Linked DNA regions of Mus musculus: all the other regions are linked to region 1. A link is a loop called in an ENCODE intact Hi-C map of the cell type or tissue named here. Cell type or tissue: left cerebral cortex. All regions are shown on one strand.

Region 1 (8,000 bases):
ATGCATTTGAAAATGAGGGGAAAGTTTGCACATATGCCTGTGCACCTCTTGTGCCTCCAGAGCCCCGAAGAGTGCTGGAGCACCCCCCCCGGAAATGGAGTTATAGACAGCTGTGAGCTGGAAATTGAACCCCTGTCCTCTGGAAGAGCACCCAGTACTCTTAAACACGGAGCCATGCTTCCAGTCCCCCTGCCCCCTGCCCCCAGTAAGGAAATGTTTTTTTAAATACTTTCAAAATGAAAAGGATTCTGAAAGTGCTTTATAAAGAAGTGTTCTTAGAGTAAGGGAAATTTGTCTGGAATTCCTTTGTTAGAAATATTAGTAAATATTTCAAATGTAAAGTCTAGTTTATCTATACAGAATACTACAATGGCTTTAGGAGGTTACTTTTAAATGGGGTTATTTTTCATATTCCTGCCTCTTTTGGAACTGGCAAAATACAGAAATATTTATTTATATCTCCCAAAGTCTAGACTTCCTTGGGCTCTGGCTATTTAGAGCTCACGTTTGGTGTTTTTAACCCGGCAGACATTCTTCTCTTTCATCCCTGTTATTCCTGGGTCACCCTTCTCAGGATATCTGGCTAATCTTGCTGATATTTCTGGGGCATAGATGGAGTCAGAATATGTGACTGAGGAGAAAAAAAGTCAGATAGGACCGTAGTTCTGGACCTTTCTCTTACATAAGAGATTTTCTTTTGTGAGTATGGAAATGGGCAGATGTCAGATAACCTTTGCCCAACCTGGAACATTCCTGCTTTCTCCAGGGAATTTCCTCAGGCTGATGTGCCGTGGGCTTTCCACAGTCAATTCAAAGGTTCTGTCACAGCTATCAGAATGATCTAGGTTAGCTCAAAAAACGGAGAGGTTCGTTCCTTGGCTGCTCTTTCTGGCTCCCTGCCTTGACTGTCTATAAAAACGGGAAAGGCGTGCTCACCACGATGCAGGAAGTGTTTTATATTTACACAGTGAAACATGACAGTGGGAAAAGGACAACCCTCACCTAAAGACCCAGCACTTTTCCACAGCCCCACTCTTCTGTTTTATCTGAGCACTTCCACTTAACCAACGCTAAAAAAGAAAGGTTATAAACTGGCAAGCACTTTCTTACTGAGGCAGTAAAAGTCAATCAGAAGAGTTTACGGCCGACACCAGGATGGCACAGCTCCTTGCCCAGTTCAGTTGCTCCTGAGAGGGTGAATTCAGAGCAGAGGTTTCACTTTCTGGGTTTTGAGATAACCTGCAACAATCAGGTTTATAGCTCAATCTGCCTCTTCTTTTGATGCCCTCTCTAGGAAACTCAAGTTACTACTATCACCATCTTTCTCTCTTCTTGCTTCTGTCAACATTATCATCCTTTACCCGGTTACCCAGCTACATCCAAGTCTCATAATGGCCTAACATGAAGCCCTATCCTCCAGTGTCATAGAACTAACTGGTCTACCCGGAAGCCCAGAGCCCAGTCTTCCAGACGCCATACACTCTCGGGCATGCTGAGACTCAGAGCAACTCTTGGAACACCAAAGGCAGTCTTCAATCTGAGGGGACATCCAGATGCCCCTCCAGAGGCTGTCTAACACTTCATCACCCCACCTCATCCAGCTGTCCCCAAAATAAATGGAGGGCAACTCTCTAGAGCTTGCTACCAGCAATAGAGCATGTTGAGGGAAATCATCTGACAGCAGAGGGATGAAGAAGTGAACTCATCAGATTAGAACGTGACCGTGGGCATTACAACATCCTGATTCTATAAACCTTAAACCCCCGGGATATTGTCTACTAGATAAATGTCAATTTCATCTCTCTCTCGGAAGAAAAGAAGCACTTTTTGAACCTCGCCTTGTGACAGACACTCCAACCATCTGAACCATTGGTTTTCCATTGCTGTGTTGATGGGAACGTTAAGAACGGGATGAGATTCTAAAGAATTAATTTTTAAAAACACATTGTATTAAAATGTGAAACTGACTCACTAAGATTGCAAAATAAATCGGTCGGAAAAAAAAAAGCCAAACCCATTCTTAAGTAACGAATTTCAGGGCCTGCTCTTCTGCCTCTGACTTCTGAATGACTATGCAGAAGGTTTTTCATACTACCTAATACGATTTAATACTCTATTTGTGAAAATATTCCCCAAATATGGTTAAGCATCTTAAGTGAATTATGAAAATGACTTTTGCTAATTATCCCTCAAAAACATGTCTTTATCTTCCCAGACTCTTGTTCTCCGGAGCGAATTACACGTTGGGGTCACAATGACATCCCTTATTCTACTGAAACTTAACTCTTTCAGGGCCTGCAGGCTACAGAGGTTCCGCTCATAAATCAGCACTTACAGTTTGCTCATAAAGCTAGCACTGAGAAGAAATGCCTTGTCTCCATTGGACAGGACCCACCACGCAGAGGGCACCAGACAACGTGGCATTTGTTTGATTACAATGCTGCAAACATTAAAGATGTTATAGAAATTGTATCTAATTAGAAGGTGACAGCGACTACCATTTACACAATCCCCAAAGTTACCCTTCCCAAAGACAATCAGTAGGTGGTTCATATTAAGGCTCCATAGCTCACTCGCTATCAATGAGCTAGCCCAAAGCATCCTTGTTCCTGGCTAAACCCTGCAACTCTGGCAACTGTGTATGATGTTCTAATGTGTATAGATCAGTGACCGTCCCCAGACTCACAGCTCTCCTCTCAATGCCCCTGGATCATAGAGCAAGCACTGAGACTTGGCCTGTCCAGGACTTGGCTGCATCTGGAGCCATTGCCCCCTCTACAATATGATCAGTTTCACATCACTTTAATTTCATCCAATAAATAAAATCTGAACATTTATGGCACTGCCCTCTAAGCAGTGTGAAATGAATTTTCCAGGTGGCTTTAACAAAAACAAAGGCCCCCGTCTCTCGCATGACCCCATAAATCACCAGGCATGCGCATGCAGCTAAGCTTCAACCTTTGTTTCTTCCTGTCTGTGTTCCCGCACCCCTTCCCTTCTTGAAGATACGAGTTGGTGCTTCTTTACTCTTGCACCAGAGGAGCAAACAACAACACGAAGAACCCCTATGAGCATGTGACTTCAATGTTCTAAGATAATTTTGGTGGCCTGTGACTTATTAGGATTACAAATATCAGCCACTGTCACATCTCAAGCATCAGGATCTCTCAAATGTGTATCCATCAAGCCTCTCTCACCCCATTCCACAGTCCCTTCTTTGCAACACTTGACACAGACGAGGATACATGATGGACTGTGGATTCATCAGAAGATAAGCTCTCCTCAGAGAAGGATAGCGTCCAAGAGGACCTGCCGTCTCAGGGGCTGTACTTTGAACGGGGTGGGAAATCAAGTAATATTAATGGAAAAAAAGAAACTAGGTCTGTGTTTGGGGAAAGGTGTTAAATCAAGACAGTGTAAGGCTGAGAGAGGATCCTGGCCCTGAGATTTACTCTTGCGGTGTCCTGGAAGATTAATGAAGGAACGACAAAAATGCCAAATTGACAATAACCCAGAGTTAATTATTCTCGAGATTAAGTTCTAGATTTATAAAACCAATTCTCCCGGGAGCGACTTTTCCCGTTTTAAATTTTACAGCAGTCTATGGCTGTCTGTGTAATTGAAGCCTGGTATACAAAACATCCATGTGTGTGCATGGATAAGCAGAAGAGGCAAGCAGATGTGGCTACTCCTAAGCCCTGCTATTCGGAATCACAATATTTCATTTCAAAAGTCACAAAAAAATAAACCAGAAAATGTCATTGAGCAGTGTCAGCAACCTCCCCCCCAGTAATGCGGTTTTCTTGATGTTTTTCTCGAACCACTGATAAAAACTCTTTGAAGTGGATGAGTAAATATTATCATGTGATAGTACTTGGACCCAACTGTGCAAATACAACTGCATTGTGTTCCGCTCTGGGGGCTCCAGGCCGGTCAAACCACGCAGACGGGGTTGCTATGGAGGAACCAATGTGCTTATTAAATAAGCCCAGGAGCAGGTCAGGATGTAGCTCAGCTCTTACAGCGGGCCACCTCTTAATCTTCCTCACTTAGACACATGGAGTGTTAAGAGAGAAATGCTGGCTTTGGAAAATATGTTTCTGTGATGCAGGGAAGGTAGAGCCACAAATAAGCCATTGGAACCTGGAACTCGCAGCAGCTGGCTGTTAGTGCCCCCTTTGGCATGCTGCTGCAGACAGGGTAGGGAGAACCTGTATGGCTAACCCACTGGGGGCATCCCCTGGCGCCGCGAAGCCGGGTGCTCAGCTAGGGGCCTTACACCCGGGCGCCTCGAGGCAGCATCCTAAGGTGGGGCGCATCTTCCCGCAGAGCACCCCGCAGTAGCTCACCTTTCCCGGGAGGGGTCCCGGCAGCAGCAGCTTGAGAGCCTGCCTCTTCAGCTCCACCAAGCGGGCGTTACAGTTCTCGCACCAGACGCCGCGGTCGGAGCCGGGGGAGGAGCCGCCGCCGCTGCCCGAGCCAGGGGAGCCGGTGCCGAAGCCGGGTGAGCCGCCCAGAGAGCCGGGCGAGCTGGTACCAATGCCCGGAGATGCAGGTCCCGGAGAGCCGGTGAAGGAGCTCGGGGACGAGGTGCCCGAGCCCGGGGACGGGGTGCCCGATGAGCCCAGCGCAGAGCCTGCTCCCTCCGGGGTGGGCCGGCTGCCGGCGCGCGACTCCTCGTAAGCCTTGCGGTACCAGCTCTCAGGAGAGCAGGGCGCTGAGGGCTTGGTGGGCGAGCACATTTCGTTCACCTGCCGGAGAGACGCGCGGCGTCAGGCCCTGTAGAGCCATCAGTCCCCCGTGCGGCGGAGGGCTGGTGGGGGGGGGGGGTCGCCGTCCTGCCCGCACTGATGCAAACCTGCCCTCCATCTATCTCCATCCTTCAAGTGACCAATCCTTAAGGAAGTCCTGTCCCACCCACCCTCGCCAGAGTGACCCGCACGCAGGTCCCCCTCCATTCCTCCTGGGGTCAGCACAAGAGCTTGCGGGGTGTGGATATCCTGCAGCTTCTGCGAGAACACCCAGAAATCCAGCGCCCTACTCTTTCAAACCCGGTACCCACCCCAGCAAGGGCCTAGGTACACAGTCCTAGAACACCCTATCGCAGGGTGGGTGACTGTGACTTCTGGATGTTTACTCATTCGGGGAACAGCCCCCACCCCAGGTCCTGCAGGTAAAGCAAACGGGCTCCCCGCTCCAGGGCAGCGATCCGAGGGAAGAGCAGAGGAATTCCTGGGAAATGCTCCCCCTCGGCTTAACTCTGTCTGCAAGTCCCGAAATACTGCAAAAGTTAAGGGTGTGAGGAAAGGGAGGAACCAAGGGCTGAAGACATTCCCGTAGCCAGGCGAGCTGCAGACCCGCCTCCATGCACGCACGACCCCGCCGGCCGTGGGGACGCCGGTGCACCCGAGAGCTGGGGACCCTGCATCCGCCGCCGGCTCCCGGGAAGCAGAGGACACCCACTCAGATGAGTCCCTGGAAACGCATCTCCTCGTGGACACCGCCACAACTTACCCCGTATTTCTTGCCCCTGGTGGAGACCGCAAGCCTCTCTTTATTTCCGGCTACCGAATTCATGGTGGCTCTTCCAGAGGAAAGGGTCTAAATGTTCCCACAAGGCTACATCCAAAAGGTCTGCCAACCCAGACGCGTCCCCCCTCGTGGTAGGGGTTGGTCCTCAAGTCAAGATTTCTTAATGGGGGGTTGGGAAGAATGAAAGCAAATGGACCCCAGAAGTAATAGCACCAATTTGCAGGAAAGGTTGGAACGGCTGGTGGTTCTCAAATAATGGGTCTTCTCATCTCTCTGCCTCCTCCAGCCACGCGTCCTCTCTTCGCGGTCACATCCAGATCGCTAGCATTTTCCTCCACCCGGCCAGCGCGCGTTCTCCTCTAGCGGGGCCGAAACGGAGGAGGACGGCGGCGAGGACGCAGGGAGGCTGCAGGGAAGGTGGGCGAGCCCTCGCCGAGCCGAGCCGGCGGTGGGAACTTGCCTCCTTCCCCGAGCTCGCTAACTGAGTTCAAAGAAATTCTCCCAAAATATAAGGATCCAGACTCGGGGAGGAGCCACGGCGTGTCGCCGAGCCAATATGCGCCGTCCCGTTTTCTCCTGACAGTTGCGCGCAGGGCAAGGAGAGGGCGGCTGTACGCGGCCGGAGAGCAGCCCGCGGTCAGGACGCGTGTGTCCGTCCGGGAGCAGCGCGGAGCCTAGGGAACCTCAGCCCCGCCGCCTCGGAGCCCGCCGGGCCGCCGCCGCCGCCTCGCCTGCCGCGATCCATTTACGGCGCGGCGCTTGGGCCTGGCATCGCCAGGCGCAGCCGGGGCGGGGGTGGGGTCGTAAATCTGGCTCCGGGCGGGGAAGTTGCTGGCGAGGGGCCCACAGCCCCGGGCTCCGGTGCTATCCAGCGCGCGAGCCTGTAGCTCGGAGTCGGCCGAGCTGCGCTGAAACGCAGCACCCAGGCCTCCCCGCCCCCCTCCCCGAGAGCTGGTCTCTTCCTGGCAAGGCGTGCAGGTCTGCCTTTGAAAAGCCGTGCAAACGGATTGAGTCACAAACAAGTCCGCAAACAGGCCGGGACCAACCCCCCCGCCCTTTGTTCTCCCAGACCTGCCTGGCAAACCTTGTCTTGATTCGCCCTCCTAGCCCCAGCGGGCCAGGGGACCCTCCTCCCCTGGACCCCGATTTGAGCACCGGGAGCCTTGAGCCCCCCTTCCCGCGCCCGCCCACGGGCCCAAGCCCCTGTTAATGAAGGGAAAACCTCCCGAGACCTGCACAGGTGAGCCCGAGACCCAGCCTGTAGCTGCCAGGCTGGGGAAACTGAGGGATTGGTCGCGCCGAACGCGCGCGGAAGGACTGCGCGGGCCTGGAGAGGGGGTGTGGCGCGAGCTGATCGACCTCGGGGACTGGGATCGTCCCCTTGCCCCTTTGCACGGTTGCCTGCCAGCACCCGGACCTGTGGGATCTCCAGAGCACCCAGCTGTCGCCCGCTGTCTGATTCCCGTCCCCCGCCCGGCGCAGCGCCCAGGAGCGCAGGAAGCCGGCGTACGCCGGGCTCCACACGTGGCTGCTCCGGGGTGTCATTTTTCATTTCCCGGGAGGACATTTCTTCTGGTGAGCCGGCAGGTCTATTTTGTTGTGACCTTTAATTAACACCCCACGAGACGCCTCCTGCGGGACCAGCCGGGCGCGGAGATCACGTGTGGTGTAATGGCATCTGGGTACCCCGGAAAGACCTGGCCTGGGGCTAGGCGGGGGCAGGAGGACATTTCGGGCTTCCCTAGTCGCTGTCTTCCTTCAACATATGCAAGAGAAAGGAGGGGGCAGAATACAACAATTGGGGTGCTAGAACCCGGGGCAACGCCCCCCCCTCCTGTCTTCCTGTGTGAACCTTCGGCGCCTCCCGGGCATCGCCATCCCCGCCCAGCGCCCTCTGCAGCTGGTGCACCCCGGATATTTCATAGCCTCTAAAGCGAGGCGAGAAGGTCAAAATGAAGATGTTGAGAACACTGTGGAAGTTTCCATTACGTTCCTACTTCCAATTTCAACGCGATCATATCTGCCGAAGACCTTAGGGGGACTGGTAGCCTCCAGGCAGCCCAACTGCAGCCGCATCTGTATTCTGCCTAGGTGCCGCGGAAAATATCGTCGCCATTAGCTACGCGCGGCTTATCAGCCTCAAAGCAGCATGTGGCCAGGTGAAATGGACGAGCCCGTGAAGCCCGAAGTGGGAAAGGTGGGGTGTCGAAGGGAGAGCCATTGCGGAGCTGCACGATTCGTCCTGAAGAATGATGAGCCCTGAGATCTGATGTGCATCTCAAAATATCTTCGGTCCCCGGCGTTTGATGGGCTCGGAGCGCCCTCTGTTGGTGAAATTTTATAGATGGCGGCTCCTCAAGAGAGTTGATGTAAAATCTACATACAGTGAAATGCATAAAATTTAAGTGTAAAATTCCATGAGTTTCTATAAATAAATACATACACGAATATATCTATATATGTATATA
Region 2 (8,000 bases), 160 kb before region 1:
CTATCCTGTATCCTTTTTGCAGCCTTGCAATTAACAGCCTTCAAAAGATGAAAGTTATAGCACTAACATTAATGCTGTGTGTTGTTTACCACCGTTCAGGATACCATCTTCTGTTTTCTGTGGATCTCCACCAACAGTGTCCCACAGTTGGTCTTTCTGTATTCAGACCCCACATTAGGTGCCACCTGTAGCCACCAGCGGCCACAGGTTACTAGGTTCCTGAAAGGAAAGCTGGGAGTGGGAAGGATGGCGAGAGAAATAACGAGCCAAGACAAAGTTCTCTGATCAAGGCTCAATGTCTTAATTCTAAGGTCTGACTATAAAGGGGGAAACCCATTCCCCTCTTTGCCAGGATCTCATCACTTTGCCAGGATCTTGTCAGGAAGACAAGCTCAGCTGCTCAGCAGGTAGTGGCTTCATGCAGGAAGCTGAAGGTGTGGCAGGATAATAGACTTCACCTAGGTTGGAAGACTCCACCCTAGGTGGGCTAGCCTACTCAAGGCTGGGGGAAGGGCACATAGCCCTCCAAACTGAAATCATATTAGGAGTTGGTGGGTAAGCCAAGCACTCTGGGCATGCTCAGTGTAGACTGTCAGAGATGGGAGAGGGGCAAGAGAGAAGGTGTAAACCTTCCCCTGGATGCTTGCCTCTCCTGCCAAATCCCCAGTCATCCAATTGCATACAGATAAGGGAGGCAGAACACAGCTTTAAAGGTGGACTAGAGCCTTGACTGGAGACTGTAGTTTCAAGACTACAGTGATGATTTCTTTCAGGATTACTTCTTGTATCCACAAAGTCACCTAAAACATAGCAGGTAGATAACCAGTACTAAAGCCCATTTTCCAGATTGTTCAGTGGAATTCACGCCGGGCTCTATGACATTGTAACTATGCTCGTCCATTGACACTGGTCCCACACCAGAGAACCTCGTGAGCCAAGACTCCTGAAGACAGGGTCTCAGTCTGACTTATCTCTGTGTCTCCCAGATGCCAACACCTGGTATTTTGTGAGTCTGAAACACTAAAGGAATTTGAGTATCAGAAAGACCCATTTTTCTTCTCCCAGCATCAGAGGCTGACAGAGTAAGTAACAAGTGAGCTTACCACAGTTAGCTGCCCCAGTTGTTCAATGCCTAGCTTATCAATACATAAGCTTTAAGAAGGAGCTCATTTCCAGGAAGACAATGCAGGGGGATCCTGGAGCCAGGTCAGTAGGACACTATGACCTTTGCTGTGTTTACTGCTGACACAGCAAGTGTGGGGTGGAGGTAAGGGGAGGCCAGCATAAACCATCCCATCAGGGGTCAGAGTTCTTCACAGGAGCAACTGAGCTGGGCAGCAGGGATTCCTGATCCCACAAGCTGCAATCAGGCAGAGTCTAGGTTACGGTTTCTGCCTACCACTAGGAGCAAGAAATAACTCCGCCATTCCTGAAAGGACACTGGTATGAACGCAAACACACACACACACACACACACACACACACACACACACACACACACACGAAACTCAGAACTTCCCTCTTCCAGCACTGATTTCCCACACTAAGACCCGCTTGAAGCAGTGTTCGCCTACCCCCACTATCTGAAGACAACACTTTGTGTTCCTACTATAACTGACCCAATGAATGCTGGCTGAATGGATAGATGGATGTGCAAGCCTATATGGTGTGGTCAGAGAATACCAACACTACTTCTTAGGGGTGGGTACTGGTGTGAGGCGACTGACCACACAGTGCAGATAACAATCAGATCCAGAAGACATGCTTTCCAGAGTTCTCTGTGACCTTTCTTACCCACCTAGGGATACCTGAATTCCAGAACCATCTTTACAACTTTCTCTTGCATGCCTAGGCTCCCCTGTGTCCTTCCTCACCCCTAACTAGACCCTCAGACACATCTGTCTCCAGACCAAGGGTCCCAGAATAAACAAGAGCTCACATGTCTACACATGAGCTTTGCCCACTGGTCTGGGCCTTCTGTCCTCCCTAAATTTGTGAATGGCTCAGAGTCTTTTCAACACTCAGCAGAAATGAGCCTGGGGGGTCTTGTTCTCATCTCTCTCCTCCTTGTCCCTCCCATGATCAATCCTCAAGGTCTCTGACTTCTTCTTAAACATCTGCAATACCCATAAGCCTCTGTGACTATTGCCCTCCTAAATCCACAATTGGTTCTTCCCTCTCAGTGTCTACTCAAGTGCCATGCTCCCCTGAACCCACCGAGTCATAGCTACCTGCCTGCCACTTCACATCACTTAGCTACCAGGAGCCTTACATGTAGTACTAAAGGGAAAGTCGATGATTTGCTATTTTTATGTGTTCCGGCTTCTTCTCTGCATCTTTTCCAGTTCCCAACACCCCATTCTCATGATGACAGCCCATGTTTACAGATCTGCTCTTATCTCTGTCTCCTTGAACCCTTGCTCCAGATTTTCTTCCTGGTCTTGGGGTCAAGCACAACCTGTCTATAATGTTTACAAGGGGATTATACTAGAAACTTACATTCCTTAGGAAATATTTATTGACTCTATACCAGTTAGCCCTCAATGCTATGCTGGCTCGTTTCCCATTTACTTTACAGCTGCTTTGTAGAAGCAAAAGGATTAGCAGTGTTTGAGTAAGGAGACTGCTTGGCTTCCTTTTTTTGGGGGGAGGGGGGGCAACGACAAATCTTTCATATAAGTTCCTAATAAATAAGAAAATTAACTGATTTTCATAGAGAGCTATTTTACATATCATTGACTTACCTTCAGAGATATCAGTAGTGGTGAGGGAAGGGAATCCTAGACCAGTAGCTCTTACAGCTATGATGGTTGCATGCTTCAAGACAAAGCCAGAAATGAGAGGAAAACCAAGGCCAAGGGCTAGGCAGCTAAATAAGAATGATTCTGCACGAGGCTTCCCAATGCTTTCAGCCAAACAAAACCAGAGACTCTGGATCAAGCTGATTCCTAACATGAAACTTACATCATTATGAAATAATATAGAAATGTGTCTTCCTCTCCCTCTTCCCCCTCACCACCCACTCCAATGTGTGGTGATGGAGTTTGAAAGCAGGATCCCTCTGACATGAGCCTTCAATATCAGCATCCTCTCCACTCCCCTTCCTATTTCTAGACAGGGTCTCAGTTAAATATTTGCTGGAAAAGGTTTGGGGAGTCCAGAGTATATCATTCCCCTGTGCATAGCAAATATTGCTCAGCTCATAGATAAACAAGCCAGAATACTGTGTTAAGCAGATCTGCCTCCCCCAGAAGACTGCAACAACAAAGTCTTTCCCCAAAAGACTTTTGTTGGAAAAGTCAATTTAAACATATGCCACCCTGTCAAACCCTGGTCTCCCAATTGATGATGAAAGAGTTTTGTTTCCTCACACTCTCCTTGGGAAATTAAAACATTTTCACCCAATTCTACTAAGTCCACCTCTTAGGTAAGCTAATGTTCGCCTCACTAGATGGCAGCATTGCTTACGAGGCCTCTCTGAATTTTTTGGGCCCAGGTCTGCCTCACCCTTCAGCCCCACCAGCCTCTCCACCTTGCAATGAAGAACATCAACACGAAGCATTTATGTCCATACTTTTGTGCAGAGCAACACAAGGAAAACCTTCTAGTTGCATAGAGAAGCATCCCAAAGAAATCGTACAATAGTGTGTGCTTCGGGTGGCTTGGGTCTCCTTTGTGGTCAACTTACAGAAGTGGCCTCCTTCTTTCATAAAAGTGGTAGAAACGCAAACAAGATTATAGGAGACCTGCATCTGTCCATCTCTGCCATGTCTGAGCCCGAGCAAGGTGACCTTGGGCAGGTCAGTTAACACATCTGAGTCTGGGTCATGCTACCTATAACTCACGAGGGCATGCCTGGTTCCTGTGATTTGCTGTAACCAATAGTGTATGAACAAGCTGATGGGCCTGGTCCTCCCTTCCATCCTGTTCTTCTCTGCAGCATCCACAGTAGGAGCCAGCCCTGCCACGATGCTGGAAGCTACCAGGCTGTCTTAGATTGGTCCTGCCACTAGACAAGTTCTGGTCACAGCCATCAGTGCAGACATGGCTGCTGTTCATAAGGTTTCCCTGCTCCTTCCCCAGTGTCTCCATTTTTCCCAGGCACTCACCTGAGCTATGTACAGGATGGGCTAACTCTCTGAGGCCATGGGTGCTATAGTTAAGACATTAAATAGTCTCCACAATCCCCAAAATGGTGTCTAACATACTTCCTGAACACCCAAATTACTCCCCGGGAGGAACTTAGGCATATGAAATACACTCATTAGTAATCCTCACAAATATCTTTCTAAGACAGAACCAGGCTAATTTGTCACGCTAAAGACTGTTAGCACAGAAGCATCTCGATTGGATATTAATTAGGATGTCCAGGGTGAGTTCTCTGGGAAGGAAACTGTAAGTTCTCCAGTTTATTGAAAACTCTACATTATGAGTTCTGTTAAGAAGAAAATTTATATTTTATTAAATTGTAAGTGAGTGAGAACGCAAAGATACTAAAATCAGTGACTAATTAGGAAACCAGGAAGGATGGGCTCAAACACTCTCTCTCTAAGTGCATTTTAATATGAGATTCATAAACCATATCTGAAGCCTGGCTCTTTCAACATTGGCCCCAAAATAATAGGGCATTTACTCTTTTGGATCATTTTAAATCTGCTTCCTCTATGACTCCATGGAATTTATGATGTTTCCCCTCCTCCTTAAAAAAACCTCCAAACATGAGAGAAGGAGTCTTCCAGTCAGTATTTTATCAATTTGCCCAACAATGGCAGAAGAAGAACATTTCTACTTAAAATATGAGATTCTCATTTGAAATGTGACGTGCTCTTTGGAAAGCTAGTTTCTTTGCAGAGGGCTATGGCTTCCATACCGACTTGATGGTTTGGGTACTGTTTCTTCAGCTACCGTGAGTTCTTTACTGAAAGGGCCACACTGGGTCTATTCAGCTCAGATTGTGACCCTGCCTGAAGGAAGATGGCCTTCCAACTTCAATAAGTGTCATGGACACTACTGGGTGCTACACCCAGAGCCACATTAAGGGACCTCATCTCATATCATCCCCACAACAACTGCAACTTTACCCAGGAGAAAGTGCAAACTCTCCACAGTGAGAAGGCTCCATGGAGGCCCCATAGCAGGTTAGGGCCGCAGGGCAGGGAGGGTGTTTCTGTGTGGGAGAGGTAAGTCTAGTATGACCCCAGCCTTTCATCCTTCACACTTAGAGAAGATCTGTGATGCCTAGCCCCCTTGGAGACCTTCAAAGAAACCTCAGCTGTGCTATTCTCACTTAGCCAGCCCACTGTGGACAACAAACACCTTGACTCTATAAAGAAGGGAAAGCTCTGTCACTGGAGACATCCTGGAGAAGATGGCTGAAAGAGGAAGGGATACAGCGTCTGTGTGCTTATCCACAGTCTCCACTCTAACTACAGTCCCCACGGTGTGACAATGCTCAGTTTTGTTGGCACCCAGCTTAGCTTAGCCAAGATCAGGGCAGACAAGCCAAAACACCCTCTGTCCACTGGCCCACCCCATCCCACCCACTCACATTTGGTGCTGAGGCAAACAAGGCACCTTCCTTATTATTTCCTCCAGCCTCTTTCTAGAATCTAGGTATATTTTTAAAGAAGAAAAAAAAAATCCTACAAGTTGCTCTAACCAAGTTAACTCAAAGTGTCTGCCAGGACAGTGGAGATAGAGCAGGCCCCTTCCATGATTGTCAGTTTAGACCCACTAGTCAGCTCCTCTCCCCGAGGTGGGCTGTAAAATTCTGTGTGAGCACAGATGAGTGGAAGGGGCTTGCACCAGGCGGGAAGGGTCAGTGTGTTCCTGCTGACCCTTCCCCCAGTGGCTGCCTGCTTTGCATTTTGTCTGCTCTGGAGTCCTCTGGGCTCCTAAGGGGGTGTGACTAAGTCACCTCCCTGCCTCTCCTGGCTTTGTCTTTTTTTAATCTTTGCTCCCTTTGTTTCTCTACTACCCACAGAGTGGGAGCCCAGCTGGGTGTACTTGGCTGGGAAAGAGCCCATGGCTACTTCACTTCCTCACCCCAGCTTCCTTTTTCATTTGTCTACCTCTCTGTCAATCATTACATAGAATTTGCCCCAAATTTGTGTCCATGTGACACCCCAGAATATATCCTTATTTAGAAATAGAGTCTTTGCAGATATGGTCAGTTAAGGTTGAGAAGAGACCATACTAGACTGAGGAAGGCTCCAAATCCAGTGATCTGTGTCTTTCCCTACAACAGAGAGAAGGTGGGACAAACTGTGTGGAATCAGGCAGAGATGGGGTGCTATAGCACAGGCCCAGAAGCAACAGGGTCTAGAAGAGGTAAGGAAAGCTTTCTGCTCCCCTGTAGCCTTAGGCTCAAAGTTCCCAGAAAAGAGAGATAGACATTGTGCATTCCAAGCAGCCTAGTTGATGATTATTCGTTATGACAACCCTAAGAAGTTAATACACTGCCTTTCCCCCAAAGTCATTTGTGGCAGAGCCTTTAAGAGGTGGAGCCCTGAGAGAAGTGAAGTCACTGTGGTCATGGCACATGATTGACCTTGGGACCTCCTCATCTTTCTCTTCTGTTCTCTGCTCCCTTGCCATCATGAACTAAGCAGCTTGCTACACCACAAAAGTTTGAGCAACCAGGGGCCAAAGACTCTGAAGTCATAAGCCAAAATAAAACTTTCTCCGTTAAAAATCTCTCTCCCTCCTCCCTCTTCTCTGTCTCTGTCTCTGTCTCTGTCTTCTCTCTCTCTCTCTCTCTCTCTCTCTCTCTCTCTCTCTCACTCACTCCACATGTGGTACATGTGTGTGTACCTGTGTACAAATGTACATCTGAGTATGGACATGTGCATGCCATACCATACATGTGGAAGTCAGAGGACAACCTGGGTGTCATACTCCATTTCCCATCTTATTTGAGACAGGGTCTCTTGTGTGCCCCTCTATGCACCAGGCTAGCTGCCCTGAACACTTCCAGGGATCGCCTGTCTCTAGCTCCTATCTCACTGTAGCAAGATTATAGGCAAGCACTGCACAGCTAAAGTGCGTGCCTTCTGGAGAGACCCCACGTCCTCATGGTTTTACTGTGAGAAATCCCCTAAGCCCTTTCTCCCTTCTAAGGTGCTTGCCTCAGGCATGTTGTCACAGTGTGCTACTTTCCTACAGGAATTCACTGGTGCAATCAGGAAGTTATGAGGCCAGTGACAGATGAATTATTCCTTGAGGCTAGGCCTTGTCAACAATTCAAAGCAGGGCCTGGGTCTCATCCTCAGACATTCTCATTTTGTTGGACCAGGGTGTGACCTAGACTTTGAGAATTTCTTTTAACCCCTCCCAGGGGATTCTAGTGTGTAGTCAGAAGTTGAAAACTCCACTTTGAAAGAAGCAAACAGTCCATTTCTCTATTTTACATCTCCAGGGCCTGTCTTCAACTTACTAATAAAAACTGATGTGAGCCAATACTTATGTTTGGGTCTACAATTCCCAAAGGTCTTTCAAATACATTTAATCCTCAAGATACCAGAAAAGGTGAGAAATCCTTTCTGAAGCAGTCCTGTGAGACCCTGTTCTTTTGGTTCCAAAGGCCTGATAGAAAAGAGAAACACCCACCCCTGTGTGCCAGCTAAGGCTCTCCACCCCCAGCCTGGAATGGCTTCTGCAGTTTCAACACTCTGAGAGACTTACACAATGGTCATCCCTGGATGCCAGTGGAGAGCGACTGTGGCTCGCCTGTTACTATGACTCTGTAACAATAGGGGAATTTGAGACAACTGGAAAGCAATGGGGCAGCATGAGCCGCCTCTTATTCTGTGGAGGCAGCCAAATGAAATGAGCCCACTTGCTGGTGCGCTGCTGACCCAGGGGGTGAGGTAGTGGCTGGTGTGGGATGGAAAGCCCGTATGCTTCATCATCTCTCACATCTGCAAACCTCCTCTCACTTGTCCTTATCAGGTTGTCAGTTACCAAATGCTTCCTTAAGGCCGCTGGAACAAACCGGCACT
Region 3 (8,000 bases), 700 kb before region 1:
GTGATGCAGTATTTATAAATCAAACTAATGACCATCTAAGCAAGGTCATTAGGAATCAGGAACTGTGTCAAGTACAAAGGGTGCAGAGAGGAAATCCCCATACTCCTGACACCCGAGACACCACTATTTTATAAAAGGCAGGCACGCGTACAGTTGGGCAAAGGACCCATGTGTAGAGCCCTGAGTGGTTGTTGTGGAAGGAGAGAGACTAGCAAGGCTGAGGAAGACAGGGCTACAAAGATAATGCACAGAAAGGAGCCCGGAGTCCAGGGCTGGGGCTTGGGAAGTAGGAGGGAGGTAGTGGGTTCATCTCAAGCTTGGAGTCAGCCAGTAGACTCTGATATATGAACATTTGGAGCGTCATAGGTGACGGAGCTTGGGGGTGGTCTTAGTGTTTGAGCAGACAGCAGAAGCAGGAAGTATGCCTTCAGTGTCTCACCCTTCTTCCCTGAAGCATGCTGTAAAGCCTGCCTTCCAGGGATGCCTCCTTTCACCTGCTGGAGAGAAGCATCCTTATCCGTGTATCCTTGGAGATGGGGAGGTGGGCCTTTATAAAAAGGCCTTGTTAACTCTGCCTTAGCTCGTCATCAGTGCACCTCAGCCCCTCTGTGCACTCTTACTTCCATAGGCCTGAGTGGAAATGAACTCGCTCCCTTTACTTCTGGAGGTTGATCAGGATCTTTATTTCTAACGGCTCCAACACTATGTAAAGTTCACGTTAAGCAAATGTGCACGCTTCTCCTCTGGCTATTCCATCTTTTGTGATAGGGTTCTCAGCCGTGAACTTAGTAGTAATTAAGATCAGACGTATTGGGGGCTGAAGAGATGGCTCAGCAGTTAAGAGTACTAACTGCTGTTCCAGAGGTCTTGAGTTCAATTCCCAGTACCCACATGGTGGTTCATGACCATCTATAGTGTGATCCCGATGCCCTCTTCTGGTGTGTAGCTGTATATGCAGATGGAGCACTCATATGTAGAATAAATAAGTAAATCTCTAATTATTTTTTTTTTAAGAAGAGAAAGTATTTTCCTTACACAGAGAATAGATACTTAAAAGGAACTCTGAGGTGGTTTGATGAGAATCACTCCTTAGGCTCATGTATTTGAATGCTAGGTCCCCATCTGCTGCAACTATTTTGAGGAAGTCTAGGAGGTGTGGCCTTTTTAGAAGATGGGAAGGTGTGTTACTTGGGGTAGGCAGTGCCATTTCAAAAGCCCACCAAGCCAGACCAGTCTCACCCTCTCTGCTTCTAACTTGTGGAGATGTAAGCTCTCAGTTCTTGCTCCAGCGCCATGCCTGCCTGCCTGCCTGTTGTCATGCTCCCACTCTCTGAAAGTTCAAGGAAATCTCCAGTTAAATGCTTTCCTTCATAAGATACCTTGGCTATGGCGTCTTTTCAAGGCAATAGAACAGTAACCAAGACAGTCCTGTAGCACGTGGCAGAAAGTGGGCCTAAAAGGCAACTTGAATTTCTGATGGGTGATGGATGTGTGTGGGTGTGACAGTCACTGTCGCGTCCGCTCTCGACCAGCAAGAACGACACGACCACCAGTCCTTCTAGCAGCAGTTTATTCAGTAAACTTCCGTCTTCATCTCTCTCGCTTCAACTTTTTCTCTCTCTCTACTCACGGCAAGCCACGTCACCTCACCAGGCATGCAGCTTCAGCTAATCAGGGCAGCAGGGGCATGTCTCCACCAAAATGGATTCGCCAGTATCCTGGTGCACCTGCGCAGCTCTCATGATGGTTGTGGCTTATTTTCAGGTGTATGAGGAAGTCAGGTGCAAGTCATAAGACTTAGCTGCAGTCCCTGGCGCCTTCTTGGGACTGCCGCCACACCTGCTCCTCACAAGTCACAACTTACTCTCTGCAAGAGAAAGTCTCAACTGCAGCGGCACACATATAAGAGTTTCTACTCTTATACACAAGTAGCCAAGAGAAAGGGGTCTGTAACCCTATAGGTGGAACAACGATATGAACTAACCAGTACCCCCAGAGCTCGTGTCTCTAGCTGCATATGTAGCAGAAGATGGCCTAGTCGGCCATCATTGGGAAGAGAGGCTCCTTGGTCTTGCAAACTTTATATGCTCCAGTACAGGGGAATGCCAGGGCCAAGAAGTGGGAGTGGGTGGATAGGGGAGCAAGGCGGAGGAGGGTATAGGGGACTTTCGGGATAGCATTTGAAATGTAAATGAAGAAAATATCTAATAAAAATTGGGGGGGGGGAGAAGCCAAGAGAAACATTGCAGGACTGGTTAGATCTTTTAAAAATTCTCAGAAGGTAGCTAGGGGCTGTGCTGGCTTACAGTATTATGATGGTTGTAGATACTCCAAAAATCCGTGACTTCCCTAGCTCTGGATAGTTGGCTAGATTCCTGGTACCAGCCATGATTTGCCCCTTGTTGGTCTTAAGTGCAATCAAAGATCTTTTGGTTAGTGCCAGGGTATGTGTGCCACTTCTGTACCCTTGGGGTTTTTGTGCCGCACAGCTCATTGTGGTTCAGAGAATGGAAGAAGTAGTCTTCCATATGGTTATCCAGAATGACTAGCCCTGAGAAATACAAGTAACATTGTACAGACAGAGCAGGTTGTCCTTGGATATTTATGAATACATATGTATGTACCCACACACATACGAACATGATGTACACACATGAACAACAATTAATGAAAAAGAGGCCATGGATTTGAAAAAGAGCAAGGAGAGGTGGTGAGAGAGTCTGGAGGGAGAAAAGGGATGTGGAGATATAATATAATTATATTATAATCTCAAAAAACAAAGAAGTCCTCAGAGATCTGGTCATGGTGGCCATGCCTGTAACCCCCACAATCCCGAGGCTGAGGGAAGAAGACGTTGACTTGGAGGTCAGCCTGGGGAACCAGGGGCTGGGTACAGCTCAGGTAGAGAGAGAGCCCTTGCCAGTGTCAGCAATTGTTTGCTTTGCAGCGTTTCTGGGACCAGCAGTGGGAGTGGTGGGTGGTGTCTGCAGATTCTCAGAGATTCCGCAGGGTGAGTTGGCTTTTGTCTTGGCTATACTTGCATGTGAATTTTGTCTCTGCGTTCCTGTATGGCACTTAGGGCTCCATGGAGCAATAGCCATTTCATCTTAGTGAGGAAAACCGGGAAGTAAAGAGCCTTAGAGGGTACTTACAGTGTGTGTTTTAAGCAAATTCCCCCAAGCTTCACACAATATTTCTATTTAGCAAATGTCTAAGATTCAAAACATTGAGGTGAAGGAAGAAGGGAGAATAAAGGAGAGCAACCAGCATTCCGTATTGCCGGGGAGTGTCGTCAAATACAGGCTTGTAAGTATTTCTCAGGCTGAAGGCTGGGGCAGGAAATAGACACAGAAGTCAAGGCCCCATTGTTCTGCTGTGTTGTGTTGGTGCTGGGGATGGACCTCGGGCCTCACACACACTAGGCAAGCTCTTCTGAGTCATTGCCTCCCAGCATAACTCTCTTCCCACTGTCTCTCCTCACTACCACTCCTGAGAGGGACAGCCATGGCTGCAGGGCAGCTCATTCAGGTCGCCCTGTGGCAGGCAAGTGACTGCCCCCCCCCCCCCCGCATACACACACCTGTACATATGCTGCATTTCATCCCTGACAATCCCTTTCATTTGGAAGATGTATGTTTGGGTTAAGGTTGTTGGTACTCGTCATCTGGGAATGCACTAGAAATCTCGGTATCGAAATGTTTAGCTTCTTAGATGAGAGAAGCCCTCTAGGAGAATGAGCAGACATCTCACTAAAGGGGAGAAAAGATGTCATGCCATTGTTTGGGGGATATAAAGACTTAAAACACACACACACACACACACACACACACACACACACACACACAATTATTCATGTTCTCAGTGGGGGAAAAAATCAGGAAGTTGCTGGCTGCATACAGGACAAAAGGGCCCTTCCCTCCTCCCACCAATCTCCCACAGTTCCTCCATCCCGGCCTCCTGGGAGGGAACCCAGGGCCTCACACTTCCGTGACAAGTGGGAACTGTCTCTCAGCAGCAAGTCTTTACAGTGTTTCTCATTACTGTCACTCCTGAGTGGACACAGCCATGCCCGTTCTCTCCAGTGTCAAGGAAGGGACTGGAGCTTTGCCTCGCACAGCCTGACATGGGCCTCACAGTTCAGATTGTGCGCGAATGCATTTCAGTCACAAAATGAACAGCTCCTTGAGAGAATGAAATTATCAAGCTGAGCTGCCAGGCTGGATCTGGCCTTCTGTTCAGCCAGGCTTGGAGAGGTTTCTGACTGTGGGTGAGCCTGCCTGCTATACTCCCGTTAAACAGAAGAGGGCGGCAGAGAGACTGATTAGAAAACCCACTTCCTTATTTGCTTCCCTCCAATGCAAGCTCTTGTGCAGTGTATACTGATAGGAAATGAAAATTGAAATTAGCACCTTTTATTTTTTTCAACACCAAGTGATTAGAGAAAAGTTTAAAGTAACACAACCCAGATTTCTTCCCGCCAGGCCCCCCCCCCCCATACTGATGTTGCCAAGAGGACTAATACTAGGGGATTTTGATGTTCACAGATGTGACAGTCAAATGCAATGGATTATTTGTTGCAGGTAAATAACCCTGATGGGTCTTGGCTTTCTCCTGGCATTCCATGTGCTTGTATAAAAAGCATGCACTCCCATGTGTTTTGATGGCTTATCGCAACGCATTTGCCCGCTGGAATTAAAGGGTCCCTAAGGAAAGCTGTTTCATTTCTTGCTAAGACAAAGGAACGTTAATGCCATTTGACTTAATTTTGGTTTGGCACTGGCTTTGTTTTTAAAATATTGTTTTTACAACCCTGTTCTTTTGATGATAGAATTAGTGTCTAAGCTGGCTGATTGGGTGGCTTTAGGCCCTTGACCTTTAAAATGTGACGTAATTGAAGTCATGTTTATCTGAGGAGGATGGTTTATGCTCACACACTGTACGTGAACTCTGGCTGGCTTCTCATTAATATTCTATCTTTTTTTATCTCTGGTCTAGGACAGCTGCATACCCCAGGGCTTCTTTCTGATATTTTAGTATTTTCTGGTTTTAAGGTTAAGGACAGTGAGTAGTCCTAGCAGGTAGCCCTTGCTCCACTGTGACTCATGGGGTCAAGTTATTGGTAGTCCTCCATAAGGAAAGCGAGGAGCCCACTGTGACATTTTATATTGTGATAAATTTAATCTATTGGTGGCTTGTCCTTACGGCCCCACTTTATAGATAAGCTATGAATGAAGTAACTGGTCTCAATGCTGCTTTCAAAGTGAGAAGTGTCATTGTCCAAGGGGAAGGGCATGTGGCATGGCCTGATGGCTTAGCGTGGAAAATGAGTGTGTGTGCTTATGTGACAGCCATGACCCCCTCAGGACCTGGGCTTCTAGCTTGTTTCTACCTACAGTATTCATGATCCCACCTGTCACCTCTCTGTACCCCTCCTCAGCCCAAAACAATACAGAAAATCAGTCACCTTTGCTGTCTATCAGTGGCCTCAGGTCTCAGCTCTGTCCATGTTTTGGGATAACTTTCCTATGAAATGAGGGAGTAGACAAGGACACCACCGATCTCTTTGATTGCATTAATGTATTGGTTATCATCGTCTTTGTCATCTTCCTTCTTCTCCTCTTCCCCTCCATCTTCTCCTTCACAAATCTATTTTATTGTTTTAACTGTATGATGTTCCGCTATGTGTATGTCTGTGCACCACATGTGTGCTTGGTGCCTGCAGAGGCCAGATGAGGCTATCATATAACCTGTTTTTTAGTTTGAATAGGAACGGCCCCCATAGACTCCTGTGTTTGAATGCTCGATCACAGGGAGTGACACTATTAGGAGGTGTGGCTTTGTTGGAGTAGGTATGGAGGAAATGAGTCACTGGAGGTGGGCTTTGAAGTTTCAAATTCTCAACCCAGGCCCAGCATCTCTTTCTTCCTTCTGACTGCCAGTCCTGATTTAGTATGCTCAACTACCTCTCCAGCATCATGCGTGTGTGCCTCTTCAGCCTGCATGCCACTGCACTTCCCACCATGATGACAATGGACTCAACCTTTGAACTGTAAGCCAGCCCCAGTTAAATGCTTTTCTTTTTAAGAGTTGCTTTAGCCAGGATGTCTCATCACAACAATAAAACCCTAAGACACCCTGGAACTCAGAATTTCACACAGTTGTGAGCTGCCACGTGGCAGCTGGGAATCAAACCTGGGACTTGCTGTCTCTGGATGGCTTTGGGATTTGTTAGTTTGGTCAGTTTGGTCCTCAGTTTAGGTTACATAACTGACTGAGGAAAGGTTGTCTTGATCTGCTATGTATTTCCTCATGAGTCTTAAGGTTTCTATCTCTGGGTTATGGGGTCAGGAAATAGGGTCTTGGAAAGTTCCTGGTGATGTTACTAAGAATATAGTAGAGGTAGGTTTGTAGGAAGAAATGAAAAAAATGAGGATTTAGATGGCATCAGCATCTAGAGCAGTTTTATTTCATGACAGAGAGGTGGCAAGGTCCCAAGTTCTGGCTGCACTGTGTTTGGGCCACAGAAACCAGGCACACAATGACTAGAGTTCAAGAGAAAGCAGAGTGTATCCTTCAAGCCGGGGTTTTTGTAGCTAAGGATAGGGGTTGGGGGTTGGGGGTGAGGTGGCACGGAATCAAAGGCTCAGACTCAGGGAGCTTGCAAGGATGAGGCAGTGAGTTTATTATTTCTCTGGGAGCACCCTTTATACCCACTACCTTGTCCCCTTGGTTCCAAACAAGCATGTCCTCCAAGCGGCAGTTCCTGATTGGCTGTCATCATCTGCATCACCAGTCTCTAGGCTCAGGCAGGCTTCAGTTACCTCGGGGAGGGTGGGGGTGCTCCCCACTTGCTGTTTTCTGAAGTTTATGCAGAATGGGTCTTGTCAGTGAGGCCTGCCATGCCTTCTACAGACAGGAAGTGGGTTGGGGCATTCCTTGGGGGCTGCCTGGAGGAATTAGCTATTTTCTTGAGACAGGCTATTAGTTTGAAACTGTGAGGTCTGCTGACTTTTTATCACCACCAGGTCTCTGGGGTGGGGGTCAGCAGCTTTCCTTCTGCAATCTCCAAACAGCTAGACTTGAAGCTCAGTTTAGGGCCTTGTTTTTCTTTGGGGGGGGTCCCTTTAGTTAACTGTAACCAACCTTCAGCAGGCTCAGATGCCAACTCAGCAAAGAGTAGGTTCCTCTCTGGTGTTCTGACCTGTGAGTTCTTCTTGCCTTCTTGGTCCCTGAACTTTTAGCTTCATCTCCTTATTTCAGACACTCCATCTATCTCCACCTGGCTTGCTCCTCCCTGCCGAGTGCTCTGGGAAAGCTCACAGTGTGCCAGCTGGAGGTCTGCACTGCCTGTTTCCCAGTGACCACTGTCCTTGTTCAATGTCTTGAGAAACATCAGTTTGGGGTTGTTTCATGTGGAAGGTAAATCCACGTCTCACTGCACATCCTGGCTAGGGACTAAAGCACCTCTGCATGATTTCTTAATGCCTTTCTGTCAGAGCTTCTCTAAGGATATTTCCCTCATCCTGATAACAGCTATGTTAGTGTTATAAGTTGGCACATCCCCTCTAGGAACCTCAGCAAGAAATGCCACCACAGAGCTGCCTGGCTACTGCCCTTGCTTCTGTGCCTCCCAAGAAGATGCAACAGGAGAAAAGATGACCACCTGATGTTAATGCAGAGTCAGTTCAGATCCCAGCAGTACAGGCAGGAGGAGGATGGGCTGATATAGGTTGGTTTGTTTGAAACAAGGTCTCATGTAGCCCAGGCTGGGCTCAAGCTCGATATAGCGGAGGATGCCCTTGAGCTTCTGCTCTGTGACTGCTGGGATGGCAGGTGTTCACCACTGTGCCGTTTTATGCAGTGCTGGAGATCCAACCCAGGGCACTCTGCACACAGGGCAAGCTCTCTGCCAACTGAGCCACATCCCCTGCCCAGGGTAGTCATCTGTGAGCACATATGTTTGTTTTCTACAATCCCTTCCTGAAAGTCAAGTATGACAC

What was found. Hi-C counts contacts between places; a loop is a spot of excess contacts. Peaks named below come from ENCODE experiments on the same cell type or tissue, not always from the same donor. Only the 100,000 strongest peaks of a DNase experiment are listed, where the experiment ranks them.
Region 2: it touches region 1 in a loop (6-fold over the local background); 21 of 42 quality-filtered maps call a loop at or near these places.
Region 3: a loop joins it to region 1, with 6 times the contacts of the local background. A loop is called at or near these places in 16 of 42 quality-filtered maps.

The regions. Positions count from the first base shown.
Region 1 is chr1:178,527,140-178,535,139 of GRCm38, reverse strand. It overlaps Kif26b (kinesin family member 26B), which reads right to left and starts at 6,015. Exons shown (of 15, transcript NM_001161665.1): 1 at 5,515-6,015; 2 at 4,350-4,751. The coding sequence starts at 5,577. In left cerebral cortex, CTCF peaks have their summits at 4,182, 4,381, 5,549 and 7,858 (motif pointing left); DNase peaks (open chromatin) are centred at 6,093, 6,415, 7,105, 7,776 and 2 more places; H3K4me3 peaks cover 4,003 bases; H3K27ac peaks cover 2,467 bases.
Region 2 is chr1:178,685,167-178,693,166 of GRCm38, reverse strand. The region is part of intron 3 of Kif26b (kinesin family member 26B); the gene reads right to left. Among named protein-coding and RNA genes, the nearest start is that of Gm24405, 52 kb to the right of the region's middle. In left cerebral cortex, a CTCF peak has its summit at 3,456 (motif pointing right); a DNase peak (open chromatin) is centred at 3,451.
Region 3 is chr1:179,228,529-179,236,528 of GRCm38, reverse strand. The region is part of intron 5 of Smyd3 (SET and MYND domain containing 3); the gene reads left to right. Among named protein-coding and RNA genes, the nearest start is that of Gm31349, 96 kb to the left of the region's middle. In left cerebral cortex, CTCF peaks have their summits at 944 (motif pointing left) and 4,292 (motif pointing right); a DNase peak (open chromatin) is centred at 4,278.